2 separate regions of the Homo sapiens genome follow, and region 1 is linked to region 2. A link is an interaction called in ENCODE POLR2A ChIA-PET data of the cell type or tissue named here. Cell type or tissue: MCF 10A. All regions are shown on one strand. Each heading gives the region's core, and the rest is flanking DNA. Links, peaks and the distances in the headings are about the cores only.

Region 1 (8,303 bases), core at 3,424-5,923, 140 kb before region 2:
GTTTAGGCAGGGCACAGTGGCTCACGCCTGTAATCCCAGCACTTTGGGAGGCTGAGTCAGGCAGTTCACGAGGTCAGGAGTTCAAGACCAATCTGGCCAACATAGTGAAACCCCACCTCTACTAAAAATACAAAAAATTAGCTGGGTGTGGTGGTGTGCACCTGTAATCCCAGCTACTCGGGAGGCTGAAGCAGGAGAATCACGTGAACCCAAGAGGCGGAGTTACAGTGAGCTGAGATAGCACCATTGTACTCCAGCCCGGGCAACAGTGTGAGACTCTGTCTCAAAAAATAAATAAATAAACAAACAAACAAAGTTTAAAGAAGAAGTGTATATTTATGTATTATTTAATTAACACATGCACCAACCGTACAACTGCCTTCAGAAAGTACCTTTCTGACAAAATTAGAATAAAGGAGACATAGTGGGTAGGGAGGAGAGGGGTTAGGTGGGTAAATTTAGGCTATGCCAAATAAAAATGGGGCCCCTAGGAGTGGGGTGCCTAGGACTAGCATTGGCAGAAACCACTGGAGCCTCGAGCCAGCATCCTTTTGCTGAGGCCTCTGCATAGTTGATAGAGCAGTCCCAAAGATGTAAATGGAGCAATTAGATATCATTCAATTTATAGTGCTCTTGGCAAGAAAAAGATCTTTCAGAATTCTTCATCTGCCCTAGGCAAACCTTTAGAGGCTCTCCTCTTGCTTATTCACACTTGTGGCAATTTTCCAAGAAGAAATTCCACTAAAAAGAGTCTATTTTTTAATCCAAATTGAGAAAATGGGGAAGTAGTCTAGGATGATGGTAGGAGTTGAAATTCTGGTGTCAGACTGCCAGAGTGCAAAAACCTGGCCCAGGCCTCCCTCCTATCTACTAAGCAGGAAGGGGGAGGATGTGAAGAGGTGGTGGTTGGGGGTTGGTTTACCTTGGCTAAGCTGCTCCTCTAAGCTTCCACATTCCCACTTGTAAAATAGAGTAATAACAGTCCTTACTTGGCAAAGTGGTTAGAAGGACTAGATGAGCCACTTCTGAAGAAGTGCTCAGTGCATAGTAAGCAAGAGAAATGATAACTGTTGTTCACATGTGTACAGTGAATGGGACTATTACATGACCATCACATCAATGATAATTACATTTCCATTATTTTTCCTTTTAACTCATAATACCTTTGGGTATTTAGCTGGAATGCAGCATATTTTACTAAATGGATACAGTAGAATGCTCCATTTAATAATGATATCTACTTTGTTTTCTTGTCCTCAAATCAAAGGGACCCGAGTGCAGTGGTCCAGCTATTCAGGAGGCTGAGGTAGGAGGATAGTTTGAGCCCAGGAATTTGAGGTTAGCCTGGGCAATATAGCAAGACCCTATCTCTAAAAAAAATCAAATGGAGAAAACTATTGGTCCATATTCTATGTTATAGACAAGATACAAAAGACAAACTCAGATTAATGCAAGTTAACCAACTCTATAAAAATTCATAGAATTTTATTATTATTTAAACTGCCTTTTCTACCACTGCTATATTTGTTGACTCTGCCTAGGCATGCTTTAAAAATTCCATAAACAGCTCACGCCTGTAATCCCAGCATTTTGGGAGGCCGAGGTGGGCGGATCACGAGGTCAGGAGATCGAGACCACGGTGAAACTGCGTCTCTACTAAAAATACAAAAATAAGCCAGGCGTGGTGGCAGGCACCTGTAGTTTCAGCTACTCAGGAGGCTGAGGCAGGAGAATGGTGTGAATCCAGGAGGCGGAGCTTGCAGTGAGCCGAGATCGCGCCACTGCACTCCAGCTTGGGCGACAGAGTGAGACTCCGTCTCAAAAAAAAAAAAAAAAATTCCATAAACATGTAAAAGTATATTCATTACTAGATATCCATCAACATTGGGAGAGAATCTAAAGCAACTTATCCCCCATTCTTTTACCCAGCTGTATTTTCTGCTAAGCCACCTATCTCAATCTGAGATTATATTACACATTTAAAATTTTCTGGTTTATCATCCCTTCCTAAAATGCATACCTGAGGAGGGTGGGGACTCATTTGGTCTTGCTTACCAGTGAGCCTCTGGTGGACTGATAACACTCCATAAATACATGTAGAATGAATGTCAAGTAAATAAATTCAGAAAATGGGCATTTATGTTTCTAAGTTGAATATGTATTCACAATTTCAGTTAATACCCACTTGCTTTTATTATTTATCTTGTGAGATATGACATTTCCAATGCAAGCCTTGCCCTACTGAAACCATCATTTGCTGAATGTGTAATTTTCATCAAACTGTACTTTAATATTAATCAAAATGAAAAGAATCCTCTTCTAAATATTTGTTGACCTTGAGCTTATATCATGTTTGCATAATGAGATTTAAGTAGAACATACTTTAAGGTGCAAAGAGATATTTTTTCATATTCTGTGTTACAAACAAGACACAATAGATAAACTCAGATTAATCCAAGAAACAAAAATAAAAAAATGAAAGATCAAGAAAAAGCTGTTTTTTTTAAAAGATTAACAAAATGCACAAGCCCTTGGTGTGATTATCCCAGAAAAAAAATAGGACATAAAGAAATAATATTAAGAATGAAAAAAGTTATCTAATACAGGATTAGTAAAGATTTTTAATATCACAAGAGAACATAATTTTGATAAATTTAAATCTTAGTTTAGACAATTTTCTAGCAATTATAATTTTACAAAACTAACTCAAGAAGAAATAAAAATGTGAATAAACTACTAATTGTCAAAATATTATATACAAACTCGTTCTAAGCCTAGAAAAAAAACTGGGAGAAGTCCTCAACTTATTCTATATGGTTAATATAACCTAGATACCAAAGTTTAAATCTCTTTTTTTGAATTATATGAATTTTATGAAAAATTCTAAATAAAGCATTCATAAATTGAATATTTTAAAACCCCAGATACATCATGACTCAGGGATGAGGCTTGACTTGACACAGAAGAATCTACTAATGCAATTCACTACATTAATAGAGAAATGTAGAGACACCATATGATCACCTCAAAAAGTGCCAAAAAGGCAATAAAATTCAATAGTTATGGCTTGTAAAAACCGGAAGTAAACTAAAAACAGATGGAGACTTTTTCATCTGATAAAGGATATCCACCAAAAACAAAAATAAAAACAAACATAAAACAAGTAAACACCTACAAATCTACTGTGAATTTCTCCCTCTGTGGCTACAGATGAGTAAGTGCAGGGTCTTTGGCAGCTAATAGATCTGGAGGAGCCCTTGTCCTTTTATAGGACTTAGAACTTTAAGTACAAAAGTTCCAAATAAGTTTGACGGAACAAATAGGCACCAGCTTGGGCAAAAAAAAAAAAAAAACAAAGCTGAGCCTTCATCACAACCATCTTGGATTACTGAGCAGGAATCCTATACAAGATAATTTTTTTAAAAAGATAAAACAACAACTCATATAATGTTTAAATAAACACATATTAAAGATTTAGCCCATTCGTTAATGAGGGAACCAAGATCTTACAGTCAATTCAAAGAAGAATTCAAAACACATAGGCACACACATACGAAATAAGAAATGCTGAAATAAATTTATAAATAAATGCAAAATTAGTCAATATTTCCAGGGCAATTGTGAACTACATCTCCACTGGGTACAATTTGTTTGAGTTTTTATCGGCAGGAACCAGTTGGATGACAGTTTTTGTGGAGGTGTGAAGTAGCTCAAAGACAACAAAAGGCAGAGCCCATGCAGAAGGTACCACCCCACCATCCGCTTGCCCATTTTAACATCTTTCACAATTTCTGTTAACAGTTTAAATTATATTTTGATGTTGATCTCTTTTAAATACTTGATTAGGGAATAATTTTCTTTATTCTCTGATGTTGCTGACGCTTGGCTTAATAAAGAGTTTTTATTTTCTTATTTCTCTTTAAAACGTGAAATCAGTGGAGCCATATGCCAGTGTCAGTTAGATATGTCTATGGAAAGTCAGACCACACTCCTGTTGGGCCCCAGCTGGCTTACCTCAATTGCTAGCAAAATGCTTGCAAGGAAAATGTGGAGACAGCCTAAGCTACAGAAACCATCTTGCTTTTTTTCTGATAACATAAGTTTTCAAAGCAATATTTAAACAAAAGACAACATGTTTTTTCCCCAAGTAAATATCTACAGCCTTCCTCCCAGCCTGTCTTACTCCCAAATCATGTCCTTGTTATTTGCAGGTATCCAAATGTCTGCATGTGGGAGCATTCCTTGTGGATTAGGGTGTTAGTGTCTAGGAGTCTCCTCTTTTATGAAATGCAAACATTCTTTGAGCACAATTGCAACATCAGCTGTGATATTTACCTAAATGTTTCCCAAGGATAAGTGGCTTACGTCAGAGCCCTGAGGCTACAGGATGTAGGGTTTGACCAGCAAGAGATTTGAGGGCAGGTAGGTATCCCATGAGAAAAAAAGTATCAGAGACACAACAGCATTATCCCAGGACATGAGGTCCTGGAGGTTAGAGGCAGCCCACAAGAAAGCAGTGATCCCAAAAAGAGACAGGAAGGTGCTAACGACAAAACTCATCTTTGTGTCTACTCCCAGGCTGATCCGTGATTACCAAAATGATCCAGTCCACAATTTCCAATGCTGAAGACAGAGGAAAGATTTGGGGCTGAGAGTGATCTATGTTGTTTGTTTATATACAAGACATTAGGTACCCTGGGCCATTGACCTCATAGAGAACAGGCAGCATTTGTTGTCTGCCAACTCTGGATTCTGCAGGCATCAAAGGATTAGACTCTCATAATGAAATCAGCCCTTTAAGCTACTCGGAAGACTTACGATAGGGATCACTACCCAGATTAATTTGCTACCAAATAGAGAATGAGAGGCCAAGATAAACAAAAGAGAGCAGCCAGCTGGTAGGGTTTGAAAAAAAAAATGCAAGCCATTCATTTTCCTTTTGTTCTTGTATTTCCAATTGAATTATGATGGCTCATCTTTTCTAACCTGATATGAGCTGAATTTTTTATGATTTAAATTTGCTCATTATATTTCTATTGCAGAGTGGTTCTCTGAAGAACGAGCCTGTTGCTGGCTGTCAGGGTGTCATGATGGTATTGCGCAAATCCTCGAGGCAGCTTTCCAGGGCTGCTGTCAGCCTGCTCATGCCCTTTAGCCACTGGGCAGTAAATGAGGATCTCTAGGACTGAATACATAATTTGAGGGGGTTCTGTGCAAAATGAAAATGCAAGGTACCTTGTAAAAAATAAGACTTTCATCAGAGCAACAGGGAGCTTCTGGGTCCAGGCCTCAGGCCACACACCCATGAAGTTGACCCTGGGGGTCTCAGTGATGGGATAAGCAAATCCTTTCCCACAGCAATTACATAAACTGTCTTGCCAGGGACTGAAGGCTTACAACTTGGGAGTCAGATACACTTTGTAGCTCAGAAAGCTGACTTTAATAAAAGTAGTGTACCTAGAAGACAGCTGTTTATTTGTAGAGGTGGCTTGATATGTTTTGAATTTGTGTCCCTACCCAAATATCATGTCAAATTGTCATCCCTAATGTTGGAGGAGGGGCCTGGTGAGAGGTGATTGGATCACAGGGAGGGACTTCCCCTTGCTTTTCTCTCAATAATGAGTTCTCACAAGATCTGGTTCTTCAGAAGTGTGTGGCACCTCCCCTACTCTCTCTTTCTCCTTCTCCGGCCATGCAAGACATATCTGCTTCTCCTTCACCTTCCACTATGATTGTAAGTTCCCTGAGGCCTCCCCAGCCATGCTTCTTATACAGCCTGTGGAACTGTGAATCAACTAAACCTCTTTTCTTTATAAATTACCTAGTCCCTGTTAGTTCTTTATAGCAATGCGAGAATGGACTAATACATGGCTTTACCTTAGATTTCTTGGAATCTGTAAGTTGATCCAAATTGCTTGATGAATGTATTCTCTAGGGATCCATGTGAATCTCTCTTTGAGAAGATTTTTCTCTTGTGGCTTCACTTAGAGTCTATCTACCTTTACATAGGTGCATTTATATTGAGGTGATTGATTATTTGGGTAACAGCTCCATGTATACTATGATAGTTATAGGGGCCCCATTTGTATTAGGGTTTGTAATTCTGTCAGCATGAAGCAATCATTTCAACGGACAATATTTAATTTTTAATGTAGGATTTATCTAACCAGGTTCTGCAGAGGTGTTCTTGGGGTGCTCCAGTGCTCAAGTTAGGAAAACGCTGCTTTAGGTCTAAGTCAGGTTCGAATCAAAGGTTTTGAGGTCTTAGTGATTAATAAGTTCTGTGCCCCTTCTAATGACGGTATGTAAGTCCAAATGCCATATGCAAATCAAATCTTTGAAGGAATTGATAGAAAATGGCAATCTTCATTCAGATAAGATTTAGCCTAGTGGTTAAAAAAAAATTCCAAATAACCAAATATTGAGGAATAATAATGTAGCAACAACAACAGTTTTGAGTACTCACAGCATGACAGATACTTTTGGTGTATTTTTCCAGTCCTGTGAGATAGGTCCTTGTTGATCCTCCATTTTGCAGATGAGAAAAATGAAGCAAGAAGGATTCAGTAACTCACCCACGTCTCCAGGCAGCAGGAGGCAGAAGTCAAATTTAATTCCCCAGAATCTGACTCTAAAGCAAGTGCTTTACCCTCTCAATTTCATTTCTCTACACACTTGTGCTGGAAAATGCATGAAAGTTTGCATGATTTCACACTTTCACATGAGCATGAAGATCAGAATTTATGGGGATATGATTGTTTTAAATTGTAGGTTTTATTATTATTCAGGCATAGTGAGTTCAGCAGATCAGGAGATGACTGCCATTGAAAGGATGGTTTATTACTCACAGTTCCCAAGAGCAGGAGGCAGCCACACCATACAGGGCCTTTTGGGGAAGTGCCAGGATTGGTCAGGAAGCAGAGGGGCTGGGAGGAAAACATGGACAAGAGCATTTATTACAGTTTCTGTGAGAAGGAACAGGTGAGGCAGGATAGACAGACTTAGGATTGTCTGGTTTAATAATTCCAAAGGGCTCTGGGCTGCAGGGGCTGTCTCTCATTGCCTGGTACCTGGCCATGGGATGATTTGGGCAGGTGAATGGTGGGGGAGGCTTGTGAGAATCTGATAAAGAAGGTCTTTGGGGCATGGGCTCTGGGTTAGTTGGTTTGCATCTGGAAGACACCCTTGTAGGCAAATAATTTACTATCTTTAGAAATTGGCTATCCCTGGGAGGGGCAGTCTCTCCAGGGTCAGCAAGGCCCCAGATGTCAAAGCTTCAGAATTAGAAGATATGCTTAATGCATTGACCTGGAAGACCTGGGCTGACAAGAGGGACAGGGACTGCTGCCTGGTCTAAAGAGTCACCTCTTAGGACCAGTGTCCTCCCCTTTGTTAAAAGAAGACAAAGAGTCCTTGAAGAGTGATCATAAAAAGATGATGCCAAAGTGTCTTGGGGAGACAGCCACATTTTTCAGAGCTGTAGCCACATGTCTCAAAGATGTAGACTTGTGGGTAAATGGTACTTGAAGCAGAAAGCAAATGTGACACTTAGTGATTGTAAGTAATCAAGATGACACTTCTTGGTAATTAGGCAGAGACGATAAGTAATTTTTTAAAAGTTTCAGATGCCTATTGCTTTTGATTTTCTCTCCTCTCTTTGTTAGTCTCCTAATGTCAATAAGTAGAATTCATGCCAATGACACCTAACATCAGTCCTTTCTCCCTGGCCCAGCAAATAAACAAAAACACAGAGGAGGCTGCCTGGAGAACTGAGTGTTGCCTCTCACCTGCAGCACACAGGACAAGCTGGGTTCTTCGGGCTCCACATTAGAGGTCTCTTTCAACCAGTACCCAGATCCCAGCCCACCTTCTCTTGGCTGAGTTCTGGAGCAGACTTCCAAGTGCTCTTTTATTTCTGTTTGGAATCTGGGAGTCTTGGTGGTTGAAGACATAAGGCACCAAGATATCTGGGCTTGGAGGGGAGGATTCTAGAGTTCTAAGCAGGGGCACTAAGCTCTAGCATTGAGAAGTAGAAATGGAAGAGAGGAGAGGGACGAGTATTGTGAACAAAAAGTTGGGGTGGCTGGGTTTTGTACACCCAGAGGTTCTCAATGAATGAGTCTCCATCAGCCCCTGAGGCTTCCTCTCTCTCAAGGGGCAGGAGAATACCTGGAGGAAGTGGGGTAAAGAGGTCATGGAGATTAGCAGTTTTTCACCCTTTGAAAGTGTTAGGCCATGTGATGGAGCCTCCAGACCCAGAATCTCATTTAGTCCTTATACAACCTGAAAAAGTCTTCCAAAAC
Region 2 (8,303 bases), core at 3,718-6,217:
CAGCACCTGGACTCAAGGTAAGGCCCCTTAGGATGCTTGTAGCTGATCAATCAGGGTAGTGCAAAGGAAGAGGGGAAAAAGCCACCCAGACCTTAAAGGAGATTTCTGGAAGATCCAATCAAAGTGATTCACCTTAACCTCAGGCATGACTTTTCCCCATTATCTGCTGTTTTTAATTTCAAGTAGTATAAATCTTACTGATCTGAAGAAGACTTCTGCTTCTGAAACTACCAGCGCTTAACAATGATTGAGCCCTACTCTATGAGATTGCAAATAAAAATATATTAACCTTGGCAGGAAATCAACTGATTAATACTTATACCCTACACTCTAAAGACTGGAACCTCAATTTATCTGCATAAACAGAGGCTTTGGGTATAAAAGTAAAATGTAGTTGGTTATGCCAAAGACTGCTTTCAATAGTAATGCACCAAACATGCTTTTGAAAATAGCAATAAACTATTCATTTAGGTTAGATATACAAATAAGTAACTTTCAGAGTTAGCACTAAGTTTTAAGCCTCAAAGACTTTGATTTCAGTGACAAGATGTGTAAATGCAGCGGTTAGAAAAAGTACACATACTGAGGTTTCTTTCAAGATTATATATAGTATTATTCAAAAGTCTTATTGTATATGAAAAGTGACAAGATTTTTGCAATATGAAACAACAGTAGCTAGCTAATACTCTAGTTACCTTTACAGATTGTCTAGTTGGTCACATTATACCTTAATTTTTCAGGATCCAACCAAGGCCTGGTTAACTCTTACTGGCAATGTTTGAAAGGGATGAAAGAGGTCCTATGCATATTACTCTAAATTAATCTTAGTGCAGGAAGACAAGTCATATTTGAATAACTTTATTTTGTATCCCTAGCTACTGTCATCCTAGTATTTGAAAAGCTCCTTTTCTCCCAATGTTCAGAAAGTCATTTTCCAAACTTGCAAATATTAAAACCTATTCATGTCTAATACTTTTCTACTTGGTCTATTTCCATGTCCTGTCAATGACCTATCAATTACCCTATTCAATTACCCATGTCACTTGAGATTTCTCCCACCAGAATTTAGGTTGCATATTTTCACAGGGCAATTTATTTTAAAATCAGAATGGTCCATAAAACTAATAGCTTTGTGTGCACAGACCTAAAAGATTTGTAGTAGCTCTGCAGCTGCATTTTTGAACATCAATAGTTAAACGATCAACATAAATGTTAAAGAAGTAAATTAACTTTCAGAATTTCACGTGTGCTCTAGCATTCACCATTGACCATGCTGGAAGAAGACTTTGAGGTCATTTCATCCAACCCTCTCATTTTACAGATGAGGAAAACAGGACTAATTGATAGCTAGCAATACTAAATTATAGCTCTTCTAAAACTAGACAGCAGCGTCAGTAGGCTTCTTCATGTGCTCAATTACTGTATGGATTCCACGAGTTGATGAGCGTGCTGTGACCTTGAGCATTTACATTCTGTGGTTTTCAAATGTTTATGTTTCTAATGTGGTATTTGTAAACCTGGGCCCCAGTAACCTTTACCACTGAGGCTTTGCCAATCCCAACTCTGGGCAGCCCACCTCTTCCATATGCAGCAGTGCTTGCAGGCTGTTCCGCCTGGGCAAAGTCATGTTAGGTGTAAGCAAAGACGTGAACTAGTGTTCATGCTTGAAAACCTCACAGAGACCTGCCTGCTGGCTGAATCCTTTCTTCATCTCTTGTTGCCTCTCCTACATGTGACTCAAAAGCTAGCCAAGTTTGTTCCACATCCTTCAGCTTGTTCCTCTTACACCAAAGTGCCATACCATCATCCCCTTTAGTAAGATCACACTTCTCCAATTTCTGTCCTCCTCTACTCCTCAATAAACAGGAAGATGCTGTCTGTGGAAAATGCACGTGGAGCTCTTGCACACGTTTTCTATAACTTGTCTTCCTTCCACTTCCCCACAACTAGAATATAAGCCTCATGAGAGCAAATGCCTTGTCTGGACTGTTATCTCCCCTGTGTCTAGTATAGTCAAAAATAGTAGGTGATGGGTAAATACATGTGCAATAAATATATCCTTTCATCTTTCCTTCCTATCTTAGGGAAACAAATGTCCCTTTCTTTTCTGTCTTACCTCCCTAATAACATCAGTACTTCTTTGTCCCTCCTCCAATATTGACCTCTGAATCACGTCCTCCTTCTTGAAATCTTGCCTTCTTAATTGTCTGCTTTTATTAATTTACATAGGTGTCCAGCCATCTGGCTGGCCTTTCTCCAGTTCTTTTGCTGGAAAATCCTCTCCTCTTCTCTTTAATACAGGCAGCCTCTAAGATTGCCCCTTCAGTTGCTTTCTTCCCTTGGTATTTTTCTTTTTTTTGCAGTTCTCATTGACTCATATCTGGTCAACTTTTACCTCTAGGTACAATGATTCTTCAATTTCCACCTCCAGCCCCAAATTTAATTCCTAGATATGGACATGCTTGGAGCCAACACCACCATGTCACCTCAATACACTCTGCTTTTCATCCAAATCTTCCTTTCCATCCAGGCAGCAAACTCCAGAGTCCTTTCCACTCCTGTTCAACCTTTCTACTTCACATATGACAGGTGTGTGAATTTTACCTGGTGGCAAACCAACGTGGTGATTCTCTTGAATTCATGTATTACTTAGACAAATTCAACAGCCTCCTAAATGATCTCCTTCTAGCTGCTCTCCTCCCTCTCCATCTGTCTTGCTAGATGAGCCTGGCTTCTTTTTTCCTGCAGAAAGATCAAACTTTTCAGTTTAACCCGCATCACCTTTTAAAATTCATTGCCAGTGTAGTTCCCAATATGGCCTCATACTAACTTCAGATACCCCAGTGTATCTGAAGAAAGTAATCCCAGCTACTTGGGAGGCTGAGGCATGAGAATTGCTTGAACCGGGGAGGCAGAGGTTGCAGTGAGCCAAGATCACTCCACTGCACTCCAGCCTGGGCGACAGACCGAAACTCCGTCAAAAAAAAAAAAAAAAAAAAAAGCAAAAAGCAAATGGGAAACTTTTTTTTGAAAAGATCAGAGGCTCCCTTTTTAAAAGAGCAGAGCTCAGGCTCTTACTCACATCCCTGTGCCCCACCAAAATATTCTGATTTTATTGTCCTGTGTCAGAGCCAAGGCATTAGTTCATTTTAAAATCCCCCTAGGTGAATCTCATAGGCAGCCATGGTTGAAAGTCGCTGATAATTGATAAACCCTATGGCCCAATCAATTGGGAGTACTTGAAACATACTTTGCCACCCCATAGTTTTGCCTGGGCAATTCCCCTTGTCTGTAATCTTCTTTCTCCTATTTTTTTTTCCTACAGAAAACACATGATAACTTCTTTGATTTTTCCAGTTAGAAGGAATCAGTCCTCCTCCTGGAAATCCTTAATACCTTTTAATATATCATATTCATTCATGTGATCTAGGCAGACCTTGTGTTAGATATGGACAAAATGGAGAGAAATAAGACAAGGTCCTTGTCTTTAAGCAGCTTACAGTCTTGCCAGCTCACTGGTTACACATGAACTAGTGAGTATCAACTTTTATGATAGAAGTGTCCATGGGATACTGTTAAGGCATGAAGGAGCCTATTCTGCTTGGCATGATAACAATTTATGTATATGTCATCTCTTATATCAAATGGTATACTTTCGAGGGCTAAGATCATGCATCTCTCACCTTTACGTATTTCAAAGACCACAGTAGTATAAAATGTTTGCTGAATAAATGAGCAAATGAATGATGTTTTGGTAATTAGGAGTCACTGGGGAATAATGGCAGCTCTTAGGAAATGGTACCATAGTTCCATTCTTGGGGTAGGGCTGGGCGTGTCCCCATGGAGTTCACAGAACTATGTCATAATTTCAGTACTAAATTATGTGTGTTTTACAGTTTCTCTCAATCACCCATTCTATGTTTTATTTAAAATGGTAATAGGAATAGCATGTTAGAAACTGGGTCCTGTACTCATTAACAAAAAGAAGGGAGCAACAGACATTGGGGTCTACTTGAGGGTGGAGGGTGAGAGGAAGGAGAAGCAGAAAAGAGAACTATTGGGCACTGGGCTTAATACCTGGGTGTTGAAATAACCTTTACAACTAACCCCCATGACACAAGTTTATCAATGTGACAAACCTTCATACCCTTTTTTTGGTACCCCGAACCTAAAATAAAAGTTTAAAAAATTATATTTTAGAATATATTCAAAAAGTAGGATATTATTTCTCAAAGAAAACATCTGAATTCATACTTTAAAAATATTTTTTAAAACTTGAAGTTTGATCAAGGCATTTACATCCTAGGAGACAAAAGCAATCATTTCAGTATGCATTCTAGATTTATCAACTGCATACATATTTTAGGAAGATTTTAAGATATTTCAATATAATATCTAAAAATGACCACTTAATTTTAGTAAAAAGAGACTCCCACCTTCTGGTAATTGACAATTACTATGGTCTGAGAGTGTTTAGATTAAAAAATTGTGTGTGTGTGTGTGTGTGTAAAATTATCACAGGAAAATCAATACATCAATAGTAGCACCAAAAAAGAAAAAAAAAAGGAAAGAAACTAGGTCCTATTTTTCATGACTAAGAAGTTGACAATGGTCTTTCCAAATTAAGACTCGGCATCTTTGATTTTTGTAAACATATCCTGGAGATCGAATGTGAACATTTGATGGCTGATGGGAAGAATTGAGGAGGATTAGGGGAGCACTTGACTTTGCCATGATTCTCAAGTTAAATCCTTGGACCTCTTAAAGATGTTGTTGATGAAGCTGCTAAAATGGTCACCAGATGAATATAAACAAGTAGGACCCGCAGTAATTTCCAGGCTAATTTTGTGCACGTGCGTTTAGGGGCGAGTCAAATTAAATGAATGAGGAGCTGATGTTCATGTGAAAGTAATTACTCTCCTCCAGTAGAAATCCTAATCCTACAAGTAACTGCAGAAATAATTAATCATAACTAAGAAGCAAACCACTCTCAGGGAGAAAAGCTGTATCTGAACTTCCACGTGCTCTTGGAGGATACGGGTGATTCACGGCATAAGAGTCATCTACCAAGTCATCTGCAAGAGCGAGTGCAGCTTCCAAGAGGGTCTGAGTCAGAACAGATAAAAGGAAGTTCTTCTTAACTCAGAAGATTTCAACACTGGGGAAGCTCATTTCCCACAGAGATAGAAAAATGTGCACTATAAATCACTCTCAAAAAGCAATTTAGACAACTACGCAGGTAATGATAAATGCATGGAGAGCACTCACATGTTTTGGGTTGTGTTTTTGACCTTCATTCATTCTTTATAGATTATTAATCCACGGATTAAGTCATTGACTCATTTATAGTCATGAGTCATTAAAACTTTTCTGGAGCATCTACCACATGCCAGCAACTGTGCTACTTAGGGTACAAAGGTGGACATGGCCCAACCCCTGCCCTCAAAGAACTTCTAGGGAACACTGACTTTGCAGGCATGATTCCGTCTGCATCACGCATCAGTAAACAGCTATGTGTACTGTAGGGTATTGAGACACAATGACGTTCCCTCTGCTCAGCTCATCACCACAACCAATGTGTAGGAGCTTGCTTTTTGAGACCCAGCGGTGCTTTCTATAACTGGAAGATTCCAAGTTTCCTTTGCTTCCATTTATGCATTCAGCAGACATTAAGGCCCTGCTAGAACCTAGGCATTGGCATGTACAAGATGAGATATGGCAGCTTGCATTCCAGTGGAAGGTGGTGGGGTGTGATGGATGAAGAGCTGGCTTTTGAGTCAGACTACAATCTTAAACATTGTCGCCACTACTAGCTAGTTGTGTGACCCTAGGCAAATGCTTTAACTTATCTAGCCTCCATTTACTTATTTTTACCAGCATTACTCTGAAGTGTGGAGTTATACATACATGAGCTGCCGACACAGTACTAGTTACATATTCATTCTCAACTAGTGGCAGTTGTTGGTTGGATCATTATTATAATTAAATATACACAAGCAAAACAGATATCTCTAGTACACTGAGATAAATATTCTGGGAGACAGAAGCATAGGCAATCATGTAGAGAAAGCCCCAAACCCATGGGAACAGGTGGAGAAAGCACCTACCTAGAAAGGGTAACACCCCAAAGGATAGACATGAGAACGCTGGCCAAGACAGGAGGTGGGCTTTCGGGCAGATGGCATGGCATCAAGTCAATCAATAGAGGACTAATCCATCTGGGCAACTGCAAGTCATTCTGCATGACCTGACCAGGTAACAACCTAAGGAGTGGCTGGCACTAAGGCAGGTGGGGCCAGTTTCTGAAGGGTCAGTTTCAGGAGCTGAGGCTTTGGTTTGTAGACAATGGGGCCACTAAGCTGGGCGGCAGAGTGCTTTAGGGACACCACTGAGGAGGGACTATGAAGGATGCTATAGAGAGAGGACAACTTGAGATGGGGACCTCAATTATGAGCCTGTGCTGTCATGCAAGAAATAAAGTATGTGGATCTAAACCAAGGCAGTGTCACCCAAGAAAGAAAATGTGTGGATCTAAACCAACGCAGTGACAGTGGGAAGGGAGAAAATGGACAGCTTCAAGGGATGTTGGGGTAGACTCGGGGTGCTGAGTATTTTTCAGTGCCTGAGGGTCTACGGGAGGAAGGGAGTTGCCCTGGGTAATGGATAATGAAGCTAGGCTGGGTCTAATTTGGGGTGTTTGTGGGCAATCAAAGGGAGGAACCACACACAGTTGACTGTTGTTCTGGCAGTCTTGCAAGAGCAATCTGGAACACAAAAAGTCTAGGCTTCATGAACTACAAAGGTAACATCTGAAACCATGGGAGTAGATGCAGGAGTGTGTCTTTAGTGAAAATAAAATAGTTGGAGCATGGAGCCTTGGAGAAAATGCCACTTCAAGATTGGCAGAAGAGGAAGAACCTACAGATGGAACTGAGAAGGCATCAGAAAAGTAGAGGTCAAGTTGAGAGAAGAGAGTAGCAGCAGACTGAAATGCTATGGAAATATCAAGGAAGATAAGGAATGAAATGTATTTGCCAGCTGAGTTGTAAGTAACTCTGACCAAGTGGAGTGGTGAGCTGAGAGGTTACTCTCTTGGTTGAAGAGTAATCACCCAGCCCTCAAGGAAGTGGAAGCAAAGTATCGCTTCTGTCCTTTTTAAAGCTCTTCTCCATATCATTGACTCTGCTCCCCAAAGCTTGGCTTTTAGTGAAAGCCATTCTATTTAGACAAACTCATTGTCTCTCCTCTCAACCCCAAGACAAGCATTTTGATCTCTTTAACTCCATGGGTTTTATTACCAATGAATGAAATAGGACATGGCACACAGAGCAGACAGAAGGCCATTGCCAAGGTCTTTCAACTGGGGTCCCACTCTCAATTTTACTTCCTGAAAGTTCAATGTCTTGGCTGAAAACAGGGCTGAAGATAGATCCAAGGAAGACCACTGGGAATTGGCCAACTAGGTTTAAACTGGGGAACAACTCCCCTCAAGTGGCAATTTTAAGGGTCTTCATCCTGCCTCATTGGCTTTAATCCCTCTTGAACATGTCAAAGTGGTTGGAAGACTGAGTCCTGGTGGGCCACATTGTGTTTCTGTGGACTGCGGACTAGTTTCAGAGGAAGCACCTGTCTAACTTAACCAGGGATCACTTAGGATGAACACCAGTTACACAGTATAGAAGACATAAATATTTGAAATTTTATTTGCAGCCACTGTTGCACAGTGCAAGCTGTCTCAGAAATTAAGGCATATATATAGTTCAAATGGGACCAAAGTAGTCTTTTGGAAGTCATAATAGGGCACACATACATGAATTGTTGAGCAGACCTTGTAAATTAAGAGATTCATTGTATTCAGGCAATAGTGTGTGGGTGTGTGTTCGCTTTCTTTGGGAAAACAGCATTTGTAAGCCACTCACTCCCAACATCAGGGGCACGTCAGGGTGAGGGTATATAGAGGTAGCTGTTATTAGTGAGAATATAAGCGACGCCTGACTTAGCACTCTGTTACTGTTAGCACTACCGAATCTTTGATGACTAGGTGTGGTCAAAATCTTGGTTTCCAGCTATGTTTCCCATAAATGAAGTTTCCAGATATAAGCCAAATGCTTAAACAAAATTGCTGACTACAGGATCATTTTGTAATACTGTATGGGTGATTTATAAGCTGTGTTTTTTTAAAGAATGAAGTCATCTAGTGGCTTTGAACTTTCTCCCCATAGGTGAAGTTATAAGTCCAGCAAGCTCCTCAGTGGCTCCTTTCTCAACAGTCATGTGAGAGAAGCCAGCCTCAATTAAGCCCC

What was found. Peaks named below come from ENCODE experiments on the same cell type or tissue, not always from the same donor. Only the 100,000 strongest peaks of a DNase experiment are listed, where the experiment ranks them.
Region 1: POLR2A ChIA-PET joins it to region 2 with 6 read pairs; 2 of 35 experiments call an interaction of 5 or more read pairs at or near these places.

What each region holds. Positions count from the first base shown.
Region 1 is chr21:38,135,577-38,143,879 of GRCh38, forward strand. All of the region lies in intron 2 of DSCR8 (Down syndrome critical region 8), which reads left to right. Among named protein-coding and RNA genes, the nearest start is that of DSCR8, 18 kb to the left of the region's middle. In MCF 10A, for the core only: no CTCF peak of the experiment used is centred there; DNase peaks (open chromatin) are centred at 4,365 and 5,105.
Region 2 is chr21:38,272,541-38,280,843 of GRCh38, forward strand. The region is part of intron 1 of KCNJ15 (potassium inwardly rectifying channel subfamily J member 15); the gene reads left to right. Among named protein-coding and RNA genes, the nearest start is that of KCNJ15, 20 kb to the left of the region's middle. RefSeq lists an enhancer at 4,822-6,021. In MCF 10A, for the core only: no CTCF peak of the experiment used is centred there; DNase peaks (open chromatin) are centred at 5,091 and 5,431.